Regions from separate parts of the Homo sapiens genome. Here region 2 is linked to region 1. A link is an interaction called in ENCODE POLR2A ChIA-PET data of the cell type or tissue named here. Cell type or tissue: PC-9. All regions are shown on one strand. Each heading gives the region's core, and the rest is flanking DNA. Links, peaks and the distances in the headings are about the cores only.

Evidence for each region. Peaks named below come from ENCODE experiments on the same cell type or tissue, not always from the same donor. Only the 100,000 strongest peaks of a DNase experiment are listed, where the experiment ranks them.
Region 2: POLR2A ChIA-PET joins it to region 1 with 6 read pairs; 1 of 35 experiments calls an interaction of 5 or more read pairs at or near these places.

What each region holds. Positions count from the first base shown.
Region 1 is chr1:17,188,640-17,191,543 of GRCh38, reverse strand. It overlaps LINC02783 (long intergenic non-protein coding RNA 2783), which reads right to left and starts at 1,755. Exons shown (of 4, transcript NR_148993.1): 1 at 1,614-1,755. In PC-9, for the core only: no CTCF peak of the experiment used is centred there; DNase peaks (open chromatin) are centred at 1,423 and 1,703; H3K4me3 peaks cover 710 bases; H3K27ac peaks cover 2,500 bases.
Region 2 is chr1:17,347,095-17,349,998 of GRCh38, reverse strand. PADI4 (peptidyl arginine deiminase 4) reads right to left here. Exons shown (of 16, transcript NM_012387.3): 10 at 1,951-2,058. Among named protein-coding and RNA genes, the nearest start is that of PADI6, 24 kb to the left of the region's middle. In PC-9, for the core only: no CTCF peak of the experiment used is centred there; DNase peaks (open chromatin) are centred at 1,438 and 1,748; H3K4me3 peaks cover 843 bases; H3K27ac peaks cover 2,021 bases.

The DNA.
Region 1 (2,904 bases), core at 239-2,738:
CAGCCTTCTGAGTAGCTGGGACTACAGGCGCCCGCCACAGCGCCCAGCTAATTTTTTTTGTATTTTTAGTAGAGACGGGGTTTCACCATGTTAGCCAAGATGGTCCCGATCTCCTGACCTCGTGATCAGCCCGCCTTAGCCTCCCAAAGTGCTGGGATAACAGGCATGAGCCACCACGCCCAGCTGGGTGTGGTTATTTTTGAGAAGTAGTCTCACTCACTCTGTTGCCCAGGCTGGAGTGCAGTGGCACAATCTTGGCTCACTGCAAACTCCAGCTCCCAGTTTCAAGCGATTCTCCTGCCTCAGCCTCCCGAGTAGCTGGGATGACAGGCACGCACCACCACCACCCAGCTAAGTTTTATATTTTTAGTAAAGACTGGCTGGGCTGGTCTCGAACTCCTGACCTCAAGTGATCTACCCACCTTGATCTCCCAAAGTGCTGGGATTACAGGCATGAGCCACCGTGCCCGGCCAGGTGTGGTTATTCTTGCAGTGGTGGGAATTTAGAGAGTTGCCATGCCAACCAGGCCTTGAACCTTCTGCCTGTAGGTAACTTTTGTTTCCTTAACCTTGGGGTCCATCTTAGTTGATAAAGGGGCATCTATTTTGGTGTCTCAGATGATGAACATAGAGAGGTCCCCCCAGGACCATGGGCTCTGGGTCCATCCGGGGTCAGGAGCCTTCCTGGGAGGTGACAGTGTAGCAGCAGCGTGAGGAAGGGACTGGGTGTCAGGCCCCTCTGTCCAGCACACCCCTTGCTTCCCTGTGGTCACTCGGCTCCCCAAGGCCAGGCCCCACTGCCTACCTGCTCCCAGGTGTTCACAGTGCCTCCTTCCTAGATAAGCTACAGAGAATGTCAGAGCTGTTGGGCCCTTAATGACACATGGGCCACAAGAGCAGAGAACGGAGAAAGGAGCTGGGTGGCACTGGGTGAGCTAGGAACAGGCCCCAGGCTAGAATGCAGGGCTCATGCCCTGCCCGGCACCCTGTGCACTGCCCTTTTGTGCCTGTTTTCAGACTCCAGGACACGATGCCCCCCGAGCCTGCCAAGGTGCCCCCCATCATTCATGCACCGATTGGCCATGGGCTTCTTCCATGTCCTGGGCCCGGCTTTCATGCCTGCCCACCGCCTGTGGCCTCAGCATGGCCACTTCACTCCAATGTGTTGGCCTCTGTCCCCATGCCACTCACAGCCCCCTGAGTCCCCATCAGGGCTGGCAGCCTGAGGGGTGGGAGGGGAAGTCTGGCTGTGCCTGACATGACAAGTTTTCCCAGGAGAGGTGAAGATTTCTAAACTGGACCCAGCTTTCCAGAGCATTCGCCAGCCTGGCCCCACCCCCACTCCCGACCAAAGCCTCCGCCCTCCTGGCTGGGTCTGACTTACCCACACTGAGCACCAGGAACTGGATTCCAGGGCCAAGAATTTGACCACATCCTGGTGGGTCCAGCCTAACATTCCCCAAAACAGGGCGGAAACCAAGGGAGGGATCAGCAGATGAGCACGCATTCAGCTGATGGAGTCAAGGAATCTTCTAAAAGCAGTACTCACTGCAAAGGATTTAAAAACCCAGCCCAGAAAATAAGCATAGGGAAACCCTTGCTTTTCACCTTACCTGGGTTCTGAAGAAATCTTAAGAAAACTTTTGTAAGTAAATCAAAAGTGACTTTGGTGAGGGGAGCTGACCCCTTAACAGCCACCTTTATTTCATGCTTATTCTAAATGCCTGTCTCCTCCATCACGGTCGAGCTGTCTTCAAGAATGAGGGCCACATCATACTCATTCTGATAACCCAGCACCCAGCACAGGGCCTGGCCCATTCCTTATTGGTGCTCTTGGAATGAGTTGATGAATAAGCAAGTTAAATTTGCTAATAGAGGAGGTAACTCACAATCCTTACATCTGACAAAGAGCTCGCATCCAGAATTTATAAGAACACCTACAAATAAATATGAAAAAGGCAGACCTCCTGATTTTTTTAACGAGCAAAAAAAATTCGCCGGGCTTGGTGGCTCACGTCTGTAATCTCAGCACTTTGGGAGGCCAAGGTGGGTGGATAACCTGAAGTCAGGAACTCAAGACTAGCCTGGCCAACATGGCAAAACCCCGTCTCTACTAAAAGTAAAACAATTAGCCAGGTGTGGTGGTGCACGCCTATAGTCCCAGGTACTCAGCAGGCTGAGGCAGGAGAATTGCTTGAACCTGGGAGGCAGAGGTTGCAGTGAGTCAAGATTGCGCCACTGCATCCCAGCCTAGGTGAGAAAGTGAGACTCTATTCCCCCAAAAAAGAAAAAAAAAATTGAACAGGCACTTCACTTAAAAACATAAAAGATACCAAGAGGCCAATAAACAGAGGAAAAGATGCTCAACTTCTTTAGTCACCAGGGAAATGCAAATGAAAACAAAAAGAAGACTCCACCACCAGGATAGCCAAGGTTAAAAAGCCTCACAATACCAAGTGTTGGCGATGTGGATGTGGAACAAATAGAACTCTCAGACACTCCCTGTGAGAATGGAAATTGGTAGGATCACATTGGAAAACTGTTGGCAGTATCTATTAGACTTGGAGCACAATACATACTTTCCCTGTGATATGTGTCCCCACCCAAATCTCACATCAAATTGTAATCCCCACGTGTCAAGGGAAGAACCTGGTGGGAGGTGATTGGATCATGGGGGTGGTTTCCCCCATGCTGTTCTCGTGATAGTGAGGGAGTTCTCATGAGATCTGATGGTTTAAAAGTGGCAGTTTCCCCTGTGCTGTCTCTCTCTCCTGCTGACTTGTGAAGAAGATGCTGACTTCTTCTTCCACCATGATTGCAAGTTTCTTGAGACCTCCACAGCCATGCAGAACTGTGAGTCAATTAAACCTCTTTCCTTCATAAATTACCCAGTCTCAAGTAGTT
Region 2 (2,904 bases), core at 89-2,588, 160 kb before region 1:
TGAAGGCTGAGAAGCAGCCAGCCCCGTGAACAGGGAACAGCACTGCAAGCAGAGGGAACGGCATATGCAAAGACCGTGAGGTGGGGAAACGTTAGGCAAGTTTGAAGAACAGGAAGGAGGCCAGTGGAGGTGGGGCTGGGTAAGGGACAGCGAGAGTGGCCTACAATGGTGCTGGAGAGGCAGGTGGGGCCAAAGCCTGGTGCTGAGTGTGACTTTTTCTCCAATTCTCTTCATTCTGAGTGATTTGGGTGTTTTTTGTTGTTGTTTTTTCTTTTTCTTTCTTTTTTTTTTTTTTTGATACAGTCTTGCTCTGTCACCCAGGCTGGAGTGCAGTGGTGCAATCTCGGCTCACTGCAACCTCTGCCTCCTGGGTTCAAGGGATTCTCCTGCCTCAAACTCTTGAGAAGATAGGATTACAGGCACACACCACCATGCCCAGCTAATTTTTGTATTTTTAGTAGAGACGGGATTTCGCCATGCTGGCCAGGCTGGTCTCGAACTTCTGACCTCAGGTGATCCATCCTCCTTGGCCTCCCAAACTGCTGGGATTACAGGTGTCAGCCACCACACCTGGCCTCATTCTGAGTGATTTGAGTTGGAATACACAGATGTGCTTAGCTGAGGGACCAGTGCTGCCTGCCTTCATCCAAAGTTGTCTGTGGGAAAGGGGACAACAATGGTGCCGAGGTGTCCGTCTGTCTGTCCAGCAGGACTTGTGGCATCAGAAAATCTGGCCTTTGTTATACTTGGAGCATCAAAGTAGACACAGCCACTGAACCAGGCAGGACTGAAAGCAGCAGAAAGAGGGCAAAGTCACGGTAGCAGCTGGCTGGTTCGCCCCAACGCTGCTGAAACAGGATGAACTCGACCCCATGGCTGAGTACACACTGTGAATCCAACAGCATCTCTGCATCTCCACTGCTCAGCGCACAGCTTGGCCAGGAGGAAGCGAGACTCGGGACAAGTTGTTGAGTTTAACTGAAGTTTCATTCTGAAGCCTTCTGTGTGGGCAGGGCCACTCTCCCCTCCCTTGGGGCACAGTACAGATGCTTGTCGGAAAGCCATTTGTCCTAGCAAACCTTGGACCCCACACTCCTTCCGTCGTTTTCCCTGGGCACCTTGAGCCAAGGGGCTGCCAGGACTCAGAGCGCAGGCCTGGGGTCTTCCTGGGAAAGCAGGGAGAGGGAGGCAGGGCGGGGAAAAGCATGCTCACCAAGCCGGACTGGCCGGGTTTGAATTCCAACTTCTCCACTCTGAGCCTCAGTTTCTTCTTCTATAAAATGGGCCTATTGATAGAATCTCCATAACAGTTTATCAAATTAAATGAGTCAGTGCAGGTAAAGAATGCAGCACTGGCTAACACACAACTCATTCTCAATAAATGCAACTATTATTATTATTGTTCTGTGCTGAGTTTGCATCAACCTGCCAGGCTAGTCAAGCATGAGTCAGCAATACGTCACTTCCCACCTCCACATGGACAGCCTGTGGCTGATAAAGTCACACCCAGGAAATGACCACTGATCCACTGATCCCAAAATCCCCCATATCCCAGATGGAGCCCCTGAAGACCAAACACCACCCATAAGACAGAGCCTCCAGCTGGGCATTGGGAAAGATTCCAGCCCCGGCCCCACCTCCACCTTGCAGCAAGAGCTTCTTCAAGAGCACAGGGAGGTCCAAGCCTGAGCCACCTCCTCGGCAGGGTTACCTGGAGATCAAGCTGAGCTCACGGGTGACAAGGGTTTTGGGAAATGAAGAGCCAGATCTTATCTTGGTAATAAAAAAATAACAAGCCCCACCTACATGCTCCCACTTTGGTAGGAATTCCACCTCCTTGCACTGGGCTACTCAGCTACAGGCGCGGGCGGGGAAGGCAGGCTAAAAGGAGGGAGTCTCAAGACAAGAGGGTTTCGGCAGCTGTGCCCCCTCCCCACCCCATGCAGGTACCATCACGCGTTTGATGGGAAACTCCTTCAGGCCTCTGTTCCTTGGAGAGTCGAAGACCACGGGCAGCGTTTTGTGTGGGGCTTGGATGTAGCCGATCTCCATTTCATCCTGTGGGAGTGAGTGGAGAGGAGGCTGTTGCGCGTGCTGCCTGGGTCTTGGTGCCCGACGCCAGGATGGGGGCATGAAACCATCCACTCACTCTCACCCTTGCAGTCAAGGGCACATTCCTATGGGATGTTTGATCTCAGAGAAGGGGCTCAGAAGCGGAGCTTATTGCCCCCTGTTTGCCCAGTGCACGAGAGGCCATGAGCCTGCAGGAGTGCCCTTCCCTCCTACTCCTGGTGGTGCCTGGGCCAGTGCTGGGGACCCCTGGTGAGCAAAACTGAGACCCCTCCTCAAGGTGAGAAAACAAGGGAGCCAGGCAGTGGGCACCAGGGTTAGGAGGTGATGGGGGGTGAGGGGTTGAGGGGTCTGTGGGGACACAGAGGAGGGGCTCCTGATGCAGCTAGGATGGGCCAGAGAAGACCTGTTGGCGCCAGAGCTCGCGGCCTCCTCCCCAAAGGAGGGCAGATAAGACCCAGCCTGGGCCACTGGAGCAGCAGGAGGAGCACGGGGAGGTTTCAGAAATGAATCTGCTGAAAATTCCGCCTCCGCAGGCTTGTATTCTAGCAGGCAGGTGTGATGTTGGACATAATCACTACTATAAGTTACTATTAGGATGAACCAGATGAAAGTTCCACTCTTGCAAATCAAAAATGGCACATATCAGCAATTTCACACAGGTCAACTTGGTATCAAAAAAATGGAATGGCGGCCAGGTGCAGTAACTCATGCCTGTAAGCCCAGCACTTTGGGAGGCTGAGGTGGGTGGATCACCTGAGGTCAGGAGTTCGAGACCAGCCTGACCAACACGGAGAAACCCCATCTCTACTAAAAATACAAAATTAGCCAGGC